2 separate regions of the Homo sapiens genome follow, and region 2 is linked to region 1. A link is a loop called in an ENCODE intact Hi-C map of the cell type or tissue named here. Cell type or tissue: lower leg skin. All regions are shown on one strand. Each heading gives the region's core, and the rest is flanking DNA. Links, peaks and the distances in the headings are about the cores only.

Region 1 (6,384 bases), core at 2,389-4,888:
CCCTTTTTTTTGGCATTCTCATTATTAGAGAGATTGCATTGTAGGCATGTGGTTCATATTCAATGTGACAAGTCATGTAGCGATTAAAAATTGGAATGCTTTGACAGCAGACTGAGCATGAGGATCAGTTGCCAGTGTAACTTCTCATGACAGAGAGAGCCTGGCAAATGACTAGGATCTGGTCAGGGGGGAGTCTTCAGCATCAGTGCACAAGGTGGAGAGGACTGATGGGGTCTCACCAAGACAGCACCCAGGGATGGCAGATGCACTGACCAGTTTCACTTCTTGCCAGTACTTCCCTTGTGCTGTTTTCCTGTAGCAACAAAACGGAAACTGAGTTTTTGCAGCCTCAGGGTGCAGATTTTAGATCTGGTTCTGGAAGTCAAATAGAGGCCTGAAATACAGCTTAACACATACACGCACACATACACGCACACACAAACACACACAGAGACACAGACACATATATACACACATATATACATATGTACACACATATTTACATATATACACACACACACTGTCTTGCAAAAAGATATTACATTGTTAAAGCTATAATATCTCTGAGAAAAATTTAAGAGAAGTTCCATAGAGGGTTAAGTCCTGTTCATTTTTATTCAACATCATTCATTAAGTTTATTTTTTCAGTTTTCTGGATTGAAATTTATTTTTGCTTCTATCTAATATATATCTATGTTAATTACATAATGTTATGTTGCTGATGTGGATTGACTTTCACGTCCATTAGAAAGTATCTTGCTGAAAACTTCAGGTTGAAAATTAATGCTATTTATAGGGAAATAAACTGTTCCACGAATTGTTTGTGCGCATGAGTGTGTAAGTAAATTGGTCTCTAGTTAGCACTGAAATTTTTTTTCAGCAGGTCTGTTTCCTAAGATTGATTGAATTCATGAAGTATAAACCAAATAAGCCAAAGAAGAAAGTTCAGAGAGGGAAAGAAACTTATGAAGAAAACAAAATAAATATTATTTGCAATATTAGAATCCATATCATAAATAAAACAAATTTTATTGACTTGTTTTTTAACTGTATGCACTGTGAAGAACACTGTCAAATTTATAACCTACAACTTCTTACATATTTTAGGCTTGGTATAAAATATTTTCAAGTTACTGCTCACTGAAATAGTATGACAAATAAATATTGCTTACACTAAATATAAAATTTCACAAATGTAATTTTATATTTTTTTAATAAATTTTCAGAATGTTAAACTGGCACCTTAGCAACTACCAATGGTAACTAATTTTGTGTATGTGTGTGCATGTGTGTGTTTTAGGAATTATTATGAGCTCATAGATACATTTTTCCAGCTTTTAAGTTCAGGGGTACATGTGCAGGTTTGTTACATGGGTAAGATGTGTGCCATGGTGGTTTGCTGCACAGATCATCCCATCACCCAGTTATTAAGCCAAGCATTCATCAGCTATTCTTCCTGATCCTCTCCTTCCTCCCAGCCCCTGCCCTCCAACAGGCCCCAGTGTGTGTTGTTCTCCACCATGTGTCCATGTGTTCTCATCATTTAGCTCCCACTTGTAAGTGAGAACATGAGGTATTTGGTTTTCTGTTCCTGCATTGGTTTGCTAAGAATAATGGCCTCGAGCCCCATCCATGTCCCTGCAAAGAACATAATCTCATTCCTTTTTGTGGATGCATAGTATTCCGTGGTGCACATGTACCACATTTTTTTTTAACCAAGTCTATCATTGATGGGCATTTAGATTGACTCCATGTCTTTGCTATCGTGAAGAAAGCTGCAATGAACATATGCGTGCATGTGTCTTTATAATAGAACAATTTATATTTTGGGGGTATATACCCAAAAATGGGATTGCTGGGTTGAAAGCTATTACTACCTCTATGTCTTTGAGGAATTGCCACACTGTCTTCCACAATGGTTGAACTAATTTACACTCCCACCACGAGTGTAAAAGTGTTCCTTTTTCTTTACAACCTCATCAGCATCTGTTGTTTTTTGACTTTTTAATAATAGCCATTCTGACTGGTGTGGGAAATACATATTTTAAAGTACATAGTTCAATGGATCCCACTATCTTTACAGTTGTTCAACTATATAATCTAATTCTAGAACATTTTCATAATTTCGGAAAGAAATCTTTACTCATTAGCACTCATTCCCCATTCTCCCTCCCCCTACCCTCAGCCTAGGCCATGACTAATTAACTTTCTGTCTCTATAGATTTGCCTATTCTGGACATCTCATATAAATAATACTATGCAATAGATTGTCTTTTGCAACTTGCTTCTTTCACTTAGCATAATGTTTTTGAAGTTTATCTATATTGTAGCATGTATTAGTGCTTCATTCCTTTTTATTGACAAATAATATTCTATTATATAAATATATACTATTTTTGCATTCCTTCATCTGTTGATTGTCAATTTGACTGTTTCTGCTTTTTGGCTATTATAAATAATGCTACTGTCACCATGTCACCATCCATGTACAAGTTATTGTGTTGACATATATTTTCATTTATTTTGGGTACATAACTAGTTGTGATATTCCTATGTCACATGGGAACTCTGTGTTTAATATTTTGAGGATCTACTAAAGACTTTTTTCCAAAGTGGCTGCTCATTTTACATTCCCACCAGCAATGGATTAAGTTCCCAATTTGTCCACGTCTATGCTAACACTTATTATTGCCTGCCTTACTATTATAGCCACTTCACTGGGTAGAAGTGATATCTCTTTGTGGTTTTAATTTACCTTCCAAATGCCTAATGATGTTGAATGTCATTTTAGGCACTTATTACCAATTAATATACTTTCTTTGGAGAAATGTCTATTAAAATATTTTTCCCATTTTCATAATTGGGTTGTCTTTTTATTATTGTTATAAAAGTTCTTTGTATATTCTAGATAATAATTCTTTGTCAGATGCACGATTTTCAAGTATTTTCTTCCAGTTGGGGGTAGTTTTTCTGTTCACTTTTTTGATGATGTCATTTGAAGCACAAAAGGTTTTTATCTCTGATGAATTCAGATATTTAGAATTAGTTTGCAAATTTCTGCAAAAAAAATGTCAGCTGGGATTTTGATAAGAATTGCATTGAGAGTTTAAAGATATTTCTATATGTGTTTATTTCTATCTATTTTAATCATAATTTATTTTGGCATTCAAATTGTTCTATTTTAGGCCAGTGGGAGCACTTTCAAATTGGCTCCTTATCCTTTTGGCATATGTTTGCTTAATAATCTTTGAGGGCTTCCTTTCTTCCTGGTATAACAAATGTTCAGTCCTTGTTTGGACATCCCCTAGCTCAGCCCCAGAGTTAGTCATTTCTCCAAGCAACCTTGGACCTTGGCTCCTTTTGGTGGCAAATTATATGTAAAGACCACAATCTGGATGCTAGGAATGATCATTGCTGTAGAGTTTTTACAGCTTGTTTTCTAGTGACAAAGCAAGGGAAAAAAATACATACACACACAATAAAGATAAATTTTAACTAATACCGATGTTTTAAAGTTATAGAAATTTATTTAACTTCCCTGTTTTATAATTTTATCTTTTTTAACATGAAAAATATATATGGTTTCCAATGTTATTAACACAATTATTTTTCTTTATTTTAAAATATACCTTTAAGTTCAAAACTAAAATATAACTGTAATCTCAGCACTTTGGGAGGCCAAAGCAAGAGAATCACCTGACACCAGAAGTTCAAGACAAGCCTGGGCAACATAGTGAGACCCCACCTCTATAAAAACCACAAAAATTAACCAGGTGTGGTGGCACAAACCTGTAGTCCCAGATACTTGGGAGGCTGAAATGGGAGGATTGCTTGAACCCAAGATGTCAAGGCTGCAATGAGCCATGATCATGTCACTGCACTCAAAGCTGGGTGACAGGGCAAGACCCTGTCTCAAAATAAATAAATAAAAGAATATTACCATTAATAATATTGCATAAAGTTTATTTGCTTTTTTATCCTTTGAATATAGTATACCATGGATATCCAGTCAAAGTACTGTATTTCAAAGTATTTTCTCTTTCTGGTTATTCTTCCATGTGATATAAAGTTAGGTTTACTTGTTTTAGTCATTTTTAATCTTTTAGGGAATTTCTACATTTAAATTTGTATTGCAATAATGTTAAACAGTTACACAGTTCTATGATAATGTGGGCTAACAGAGGTTTTACTTCCATCCCTGTTCCATCCATTCTGGTTTTTTGCTTCCCGTAAAAGTAACCATATTATTAATTTGGAGGGTTTTTTTCTATTACTTGTTTTTTAATATAAGCAAGTAGTCCATATGAATAATCATATTTTCACCACTTTCTTAGACTAAAATTGGCATCCTTGTTTTTTTCACTTTACATAGACCCTGGATAAAACTCTACATCATAAGGAAGACAGATATCTTCCTCACTCATTTTGCATTTGTAAGGCTCTCAAATACGCAGACACACATTCTCCTATTGATAGACATTGGGGTTGATTTCATTCTTAGGTCTAAGAGATCATACCACTATAAATAGTCTTGTGAAGTTTTTATTTTGTATTTTTGCCAGGATGTCTTTGGAATAGAGATGGGATTGCTGAGTATAACAGGCACACTTTGTGCTCCCTCAGGATCTACCTTCTTCCCTCTTCTGTGCACTCCGCTCTCAGCCCTGTGAGTCTTCCTTTCTAATGGCCTGCAGCTGTAGCTGGAAGACTGCCCTCAGGATACTGGAGCAGTTCTCTCTTGCATACTCAGATTGCTGGAAGTGCTGAGGAATTTACACTCTTCCAGGATAAGTTTAGAAAAGGATGGATGGGTATCAACATGTGAAAGCCCAGCACCTATGCCAGAGGCAACCTTATGAAATCAGGCACAAGCTTCTTCCTGAGACTCTCCCTGAAGCTGAACACTTTCAGGGCATCTTCTTCCCTAGGCTTACTCCCTTAGCTTTGTCTCCTACCGGCACTTTCTTAATTACCCATTTGTACAACCCTTTGATAATTTAAGATAGTGGTAATTGTACTTATTACCAAACTGGGTTGGAGTGAGAGGGAATGGGAGAGGTTAAAGATGATTCTAAAAGTTTTTGGTTTGATCAACTGGAAGAATATAATTGTCACAAGTGGAAGGAGAAAAGACTATGATTACAGTAGTTTTGAGGAAGAAGATAAGGATATCAGAATGGAGCAAAGCCTAAACTCAATATTCACATTAAGATAATGCATAGACTCTGAAATTAAAGTTCAAATTATAACTTCCTTTAAGTCAGGTACTATATTAGACAACTTTTGGAATTCCACAAAATACCTGGTACTGGACACCACACTCAGAAGATGTAAAATAAATATTTGTTAAATAAATATTTGTTGAATAAGTTAAAAGGTACTCACACCTTCAATCTTTTTCCCCATAGTGTGGGTGAAATATATGAGCAAATGCATTGCTAAATACTATGTTAATACTCTAAGTGTTTAAAGTGATAGAAAATATTTTTAAAACTGGCAAAATAGCCAAACTGATAATATTTATAAGGGATTATCTCTTTAATACAGATTTTTTAACATACTGTACAATGTGTGTTTGTGTATATAATTCTACATTTTCTTTTAAAAGACATAGTCAGATGTTATTCACTTAAGAATACATTGTTATGAATGTATTTAAGCAAAAAAAAAACAGATTTGAAATGTATCCTTAGGTTTTATAGCCATCTATTTTACACAGACTTTTCATATTGTTCTTTTTCTGAATCAAAATGCACATAACTTTTCAGTAACTACCAGTATATGTAAAATAACAAAAAGACTCATAATACTTAGAATACCTTATTTCCATATCTCATAACGAAATCTTATATTATACAGTATTTCTTGAATTTCTTTCTCATATTATTCAATAACACCATGGAAGGAATTTGCATACAAATTCAAAGTATTTAAAATTGAAGCTCATGTAAGAAATTATATGGGACATCATTTCATTTTAATAGATGACAATTAAATCTATGATAATTTGCATTTCCAAAACAATGAGTGCTACATTATTGCACAATTTGTAGATATGTTATGATGTATAAACAATGTTCAGACATTTATGCATTTGCTACTTTTCATATAACATCTAAAGCTAACCAGTCCTTGAAAAAGAAGTAAAGGATTTAGTCCTAGAAAGTTTACTGCAATATTGGCCAGTAAAGAAAGAGTTAAATTGAACTTTGGATATATGTTAGTCATAACATAATCTCTTGATATATTAGTGGGTCAATAGTTCAGCCAAGAAAGGGACTCTAACTTGAGCAGACACTAATTAAAAGAATCAATTCTTATCCTACTACATACGTCCAATCATATTAACACATTTCTAGATTTCTTACTCAGTGGACTAGTCAA
Region 2 (6,384 bases), core at 2,641-5,140, 310 kb after region 1:
GGCCTGCCCCCCGGGGCCCAGGGAAGAGCGCGCAGCCCACGCCACCCGTTCTCATGCGCGCTATTTGTTTCGACAACAGGTAGCAGCTCTGGACACCATGGCCCCCAGCTCACCGCCGCCTCCAGCCCCTCGGTGTTCCCGGGCCTCCACGAGGAGCCTCCCCAGGCCTCCCCCAGCCGTCCTTTGAATGGACTCCTGCGTCTGGGGCTCCCTGGAGACATGTACGCGCGGCCGGAGCCCTTCCCGCCAGGGCCTGCGGCCCGCAGCGACGCCCTGGCAGCTGCCGCAGCCCTGCATGGCTACGGGGGCATGAACCTGACGGTGAACCTCGCTGCGCCCCACGGTCCTGGCGCTTTCTTCCGCTACATGCGCCAGCCCATCAAACAGGAGCTCATCTGCAAGTGGCTGGCGGCCGACGGCACCGCGACCCCGAGCCTCTGCTCCAAAACTTTCAGCACCATGCACGAGCTGGTCACGCACGTCACCGTGGAGCACGTCGGCGGCCCGGAACAGGCCAACCACATTTGCTTCTGGGAGGAGTGTCCGCGCCAGGGAAAGCCCTTCAAAGCCAAATACAAACTTGTAAATCACATCCGCGTGCACACGGGCGAGAAGCCCTTCCCTTGTCCTTTCCCGGGGTGTGGGAAGGTCTTTGCTAGATCAGAAAATCTCAAAATACACAAACGAACTCACACAGGTCAGTATTCGGCGCTGTCTGTCGCGTGCGGACCCTCTGGGGAAGCAGGCCCTCGGGTCTGGATTTCCTCAAGTCCCAACTGAGGGGAGGGGGAAATATTTTGGGGTTGTTTCCATGAGCCAAGGCCATAAAATATTAATTATGCGCTTCTATTCTTAGAATCACAGAAGTTTCCGGAGGCTGTGTGTAGGGAGGATAGTGCGGGATTTCTGTTCTGGGGGGGACAAGGGTGAACGTGCCTAAGACCCTGTGTGTGCAAACATGTGCTCTCTGCTTAAGAGTTTGATTTTAAGATATTTTAAAACAGCATTGTTCCCCAAAGTCGTAAAGACATAAGAACAGCTGTCTAACTTTTTTCCTTGTCCCTTTGGAATTGCGCAGCAGAACTCTTCCACCTGTAGTCCTGATAACCTGGCCCACCTGGACTGAGAGGTTACCAGGCCCTGGAGCCTTCTTTAGGAGTTGGGGGTCGAATGGGCTAACTTTGTACGTATTTTTGAGCCTTGGTGGCCGGACACTAGGGATGTTTGGTGGACCCTCACTTTCGCTTTAGCACAGACCTATCCACCTTAAATATCATTTACCAAGCTGCTAAGGGAAATGGGGACATGTGTCAACTACATCTGCTACTTCTAGTTAACAGAAAAAAAGGAGTATCGTTCAAGAGCCTGCAAAATTGAACTCCTCTGGCCAGAGCATCTCTAATTAATACAACTGCAAGGAGAAAGTTTTCACACTTCCAGAACAGCCTGTGAAGTTACATTAATTAGTTTAGCAGCCATTGTTTGTACTCTCCTTAGTTAGGGTTTTCTCGCTCCTCCTCCCTGGAAGTTTAAGAAATCAACATCTTCTCCCCTCCCCCATTTTGGGGGCGGGAGAAGGGGACTGGTGGGGACAGGAGAAAATAAAATGAATTCCAGCTTGGTGCCCCACTTCTCCTACTGCCCGGTGCCTTGCCTTACTCGCCCCTATTCTTGCTGGAACATCGACAATTGTTGGAGTCAAAGAACTTCCTAAGGCTAGTTGTTCTAACGCCTATCTTCTCCCCAAACTCTCCCTTCCCGGGGAAGGTCCATGGCCCGGACACTGGCACATGCGGAGACCAGACCAAAGTCCACTTGGAGCCTGGCACTTTATTTCTAAAGCTTGTCTGGAAGTGTACGGTTTCCCTGAGTTCTTTTCAGGGTTTCCCACAATGTCGCATGGATCTCACCCCCTCACCAGAGGTTTTAGCTTCGGGAAGGGGCGGTAGGTCACACTGGAATCCTGGCCCCAGGCCTGCTACTCCGGGAGCTGGCGGCGGACACCCGGAAGGTAGACTCGCAGTCCTGAGCTGGAGAAGGAACTCATCTTTAATGACAGGGTTTTTTTTTTTTTTTTTTTAAACAAACAAACTTTTACAGCTCTTTGCCGGCCCACTGTTTGAATTCTGTGAAGCAGAAAATGGTTAAATTCTTAGCACAGTCGACCTACAGCAGAGAAGCAAGTTCAGTGCGCCACGGCTGGCTCAGGTTTTCGTGTTTTCAGGACAGAATTTTGTGCGTTCTTTCGGTTCGCGGTCCTGATTCATTAGCGGTGGGGGGTGGGGGAAACAACAAACAAAAACAAACAAACAAACAAACACGACCAACAACGAACTACAGAGTCTGGCCTGCTCGGGCATTTCCCTCAAATCCCCCTCCTAGTCATAAAAAGAAGAGAGAGAGAGTGAGAGAGAGAGAGAGAGAGAGAGAGGGAAAAAAAATATTTCTCAAATGGCAATAGACCTCACTACAAATTATTCATGAAGACAGTTCTCGATTCAACAGGAAAATAATTGCCTTTTCAAATATTAATGGCGTTTCATTTCCTCGAGTAGCAGAAGCGGCAAACAGGAGCAAATTTCTCAGGAGCTGAGATTCTCCCTGACCTGAATCCGGGGCCTGGCTTTGAAGGCGACTGTCCGCACCGAAAGGATTCACTTTGTGGCGGTCACAGCGATCCCGGAACAATGGTGCCTCGGGGAGGGAGGCGCGGGCCAGCAACCGCGCTCGGCCTGGCCACCGCCACCCAGCTCCTCTCCAGGGACCCCTCGGCCGGGGCCGGGAGCTCACCACACCTTCCCCGGCGTCTGAGGGCGAGTCAGTGCTGGGGATCCGAGGTAGAGGAAAAGAGACCGCGCCGGGGCGCAGTCGCCGGGACAACCAGATCCAGCCACAAGTGCGAGAAAATGGCGCTGGCCCAGCTAGCCCGAGCTTCCGAACTTTGTTCGGCGGACCCGGCTCAGGGTCGGAGAGGAGGCCTTTCAGGACTGCTGGGCCTCTGGGATGAGAATCTGGGTCTTTCACAGCGCAGCCCCGGGCCTAGGACGCTCCGAGCGGGCTGCAGGGGCCTAGCCCAACGCCGCCTCTTCACATTCACCCACCCACCCAGGGCGCAGTGCAGGGAGCTGGAGGGAGGGGGAAGGACTGGAGGCCGGGTGTTGGCGGGGGGCGGGGGTGATGTCAAGCGCAGAGACCAGGGCGCCTCCTGCAGCTCCGGAGCAAGCTGGGGCGCGGCCTCACCTGGCCTCCTAGGGGCCTGCGAACTTCCCGGCTGCCGGTATCACTCAGTGCACTGCTGTTTTCTCCTCTGCTCCTCGTCTGGAGCGAAATAATTGTTTTTGTTTTACGTGAATGTCCAGTGAGGCGCTCACGAGATCGGATAAGCGTTTGGCGGGATTTTTGTTGGGGGTGGGGGTTGTTGGGGAGGGGCACCAAATTCTAATTCCATTTCACCTCTGTTTTCTCAAAATAACCTTGGTTCTTTTGCAGGCCCTGAATTGTATGTTTTTTGTAATTTTTTTTTTTTTTTTGAAAGAGAAGAAGGAAGAAAGTTTTGGGTTTGCAAATGCTGGCAGGAATCAGAGGAGATAAAAATGGGGGCAAATAGGAACACTGATTTATTCCGCATCTTTCTATCACTGTTTTATAAAATGGTGCCAGTGTCCCGCGAAATGGCAGGTGCCAACACCTTCCAGACTGTTCAGTGTACTAGCTGTGCTCCTGTAGGGTGGGAATCCAGCGACCAGGTGGTGCCGGAGACCCGGGCTCAGGAGCCGCTGATTGCGCAGAAGCGCAGGTTGTGCGCAAACCTCTCTGTCCGAGCCTCAACAGGGCTCGGGAATTGGGGCTTTGTTTGTTCTAACCAGCCCCAAAGCGCCTGTTTTTCCTGGATGCGGCGGGAGAAGCAACTACAAAGGCAACAGTTCTCCAGCTGCGCGTCTTCCTCCTCAGCTAGACGCTAGGTAGCCGGTCCCTTAACTCAGAGCGCTGGGAGGCAGCCATTTGTTTAAAGCGCCCAGAAACCTTCTTCCCCCATTTCCGCAGCACTTGCAGCTCCGGCAGGAATCTAGGCTTCCGGGTTCTCGGGGTCCTTTCCTCTCCTACACGTCAGCGAATTCAGCTGGCCGTGAGCTCCCCGATTGGGGCTCGGTCCGGCCAATATTGTCACTCTAACGTGCACTCGCGCCTTCCCTCGGCTCTACAGGGCATCGCAGCCACCGATCCCAGCCCCTCCCCGGCCTATGCCAGCCGCCTGGTGGCCCTCCGGGCTGCGGAGCCAGGCCTGGCCTGACAGCAGCAGCTGTTTTCTTCCCGAAGCCGCAGCGCTCAAGGGCGTGGTTGCGGTAGACACCTCGGATCCCATTTGGCCTGTGCGGACCCTACCGCGCCAACCCCTCGTCTTAGGACCGAGAGGCCCGACAGCCAGGTGGGGGTGGTCTGGGCAGACCGGTCGACATCGCAAGTCAGTGCGGACTGGGAGGGCCAGCTGCCCACAGCACGGTCTCCAGGAAGCCTCTGGAGCAGCGTAATGAAATATTATTACTGGCGAGCGTATCTGGAGGGATCCCGGAAGGTTTAGGCAAGATTTGAAGAATGCTGCTAAATGTTTGCCCTCAGGGGGTAGAAGGAAAGAGGGAGGGGGCTCCATTCCTGTAAAAATCTCTTCTGAAGTGAATCATTGCTCAGAATACCTCTCCCTGCAGCACGAATCCACTTTATGCACACACAATGTGCATCGGCTGCGCATCCTTAAATTATTTCATCGCTTTGGCGTTTGCGCAAAACCTACTTTAGGAAACAATTTGGGCCAGGATGGGGGTGGGTGGGGGGGATGAACGGCTGGGCGGGGTAGCGGCAGAGAAGTTAGTCTGAAACAGCAACTTTAAATCGAGCAGATGTGAGCTTCCCCGTTAACTATATTGTGAGCTCCTCCGTTAATGTATTTCCGAGCAGAGGTGCTTCTGGTTCCAAGTGGAGAAAATTTGGAGGAAACAACCCGAGTGGATCAGGATTTTCGAGGATGGAAACTCGACTAAGATGGAGTCACTGTCGCTCCTCCTCCATACCCTCCCCATGAGCCCAGAGGAGGAAGGCGGGAGGGATGGAGGCGTTCAAGAGAGGGCACCGGGGGCGCTCTCTGCACGAGGGAAAGGGGTGCTCGACCTGAGGCGCCGTGGAAAGGGATTTCTGAAAATATTTTGTAGTTCTTTTCCAGAAAATGAGAGACGAATGGGGGAGGGTGGCAAGCACCTGACGGGAACACGACCCACAAGCACTAATGTCTCTGCGTTGCCTCCGCCAGGCGAGAAGCCCTTCAGATGCGAGTTCGAGGGCTGCGAGCGGCGCTTCGCCAACAGCAGCGACCGTAAGAAGCATTCGCACGTGCACACTAGCGACAAGCCATACACGTGCAAGGTGCGGGGCTGCGACAAGTGCTACACGCACCCCAGCTCGCTGCGTAAGCACATGAAGGTGCACGGGCGCTCGCCGCCGCCCAGCTCTGGCTACGATTCGGCTACACCGTCTGCCCTCGTGTCGCCCTCGTCGGACTGCGGCCACAAGTCCCAGGTGGCCTCCTCGGCGGCGGTGGCGGCGCGTACCGCCGACTTGAGCGAATGGTACGTGTGTCAGGGCTTGGGCCCCATAGCGGCTGCCCCCGCCGCGATCCTCAGCCCCGAGCTACCACCTGGCCCTGCTGCTGCCGCCGCCGCCTCCGGTATTAGGGCTGCCTCTGTGATTGCTGCTTCCGCACACACCGAATGCAGAGTAGGCCACGTTTCTGAGGCATGAAGAGGGCGAGGGCGGAAGGAAGGAAGGCCGGCCGGCCACCTGTAATAGTTGCTGGAGCTCACTGAATACGCTAATATAATGTCCATTATTTTAGAAGATAAATATGGTCCCCCTATTTATTCTGTAGTCACAATCAGCACCATCACCCCCACACGCGCCTTCATGACTGGGTATCATAAAACCAGGGTTAGGGGCGAAAAGAGACAGGGAGATGGAAAAAAAAGTTGGAGAATTTATGTGCAATCCTGTCAACTGCAGATGACAAAAGTAAAGCCACAGATTTCCCGCATGCTTCGCAGAATGGGAAATATTTTTCTCGAGGACTGGGCCGCTCCCACCCCCACTCTAACCCTCCCCTCCCCCACATTAATTCCAACCTCAGAAGTTCAGATCAAGGGAAGGGGGCAAAGGGAATTCCAGAGCCGTTTTCTTGACTCCAGTTTCTTTCCTCTTTGCCTTCCTATGGTTTCCCCTTCCCTAGGTATCCTTTGAAACAAAAAACACACAAGTCCTAATTTTTCCAACCTCCTCTATAAAGGAGGTAAGGGAGATTCATCGTCTTTTCAGCAGGGGGTGGGTGGGTGGTGGTTAGAC

Evidence for each region. A loop is a pair of places that touch in the nucleus more often than their neighbours do. Peaks named below come from ENCODE experiments on the same cell type or tissue, not always from the same donor. Only the 100,000 strongest peaks of a DNase experiment are listed, where the experiment ranks them.
Region 2: a loop joins it to region 1, with 7 times the contacts of the local background. A loop is called at or near these places in 1 of 110 quality-filtered maps.

What each region holds. Positions count from the first base shown.
Region 1 is chr3:147,699,616-147,705,999 of GRCh38, reverse strand. The region is part of intron 1 of LOC124909495 (a long non-coding RNA gene); the gene reads left to right. Among named protein-coding and RNA genes, the nearest start is that of ZIC1, 290 kb to the right of the region's middle. In lower leg skin, for the core only: no CTCF peak of the experiment used is centred there; no DNase peak of the experiment used is centred there.
Region 2 is chr3:147,390,165-147,396,548 of GRCh38, reverse strand. It overlaps ZIC4 (Zic family zinc finger 4), which reads left to right. Exons shown (of 5, transcript NM_032153.6): 3 at 80-697; 4 at 5,303-5,618. Among named protein-coding and RNA genes, the nearest start is that of ZIC4-AS1, 6.5 kb to the right of the region's middle. RefSeq lists enhancers at 83-820, 2,670-3,171, 5,041-5,555, 5,556-6,072. In lower leg skin, for the core only: no CTCF peak of the experiment used is centred there; DNase peaks (open chromatin) are centred at 2,918, 3,008 and 4,138; H3K4me3 peaks cover 483 bases.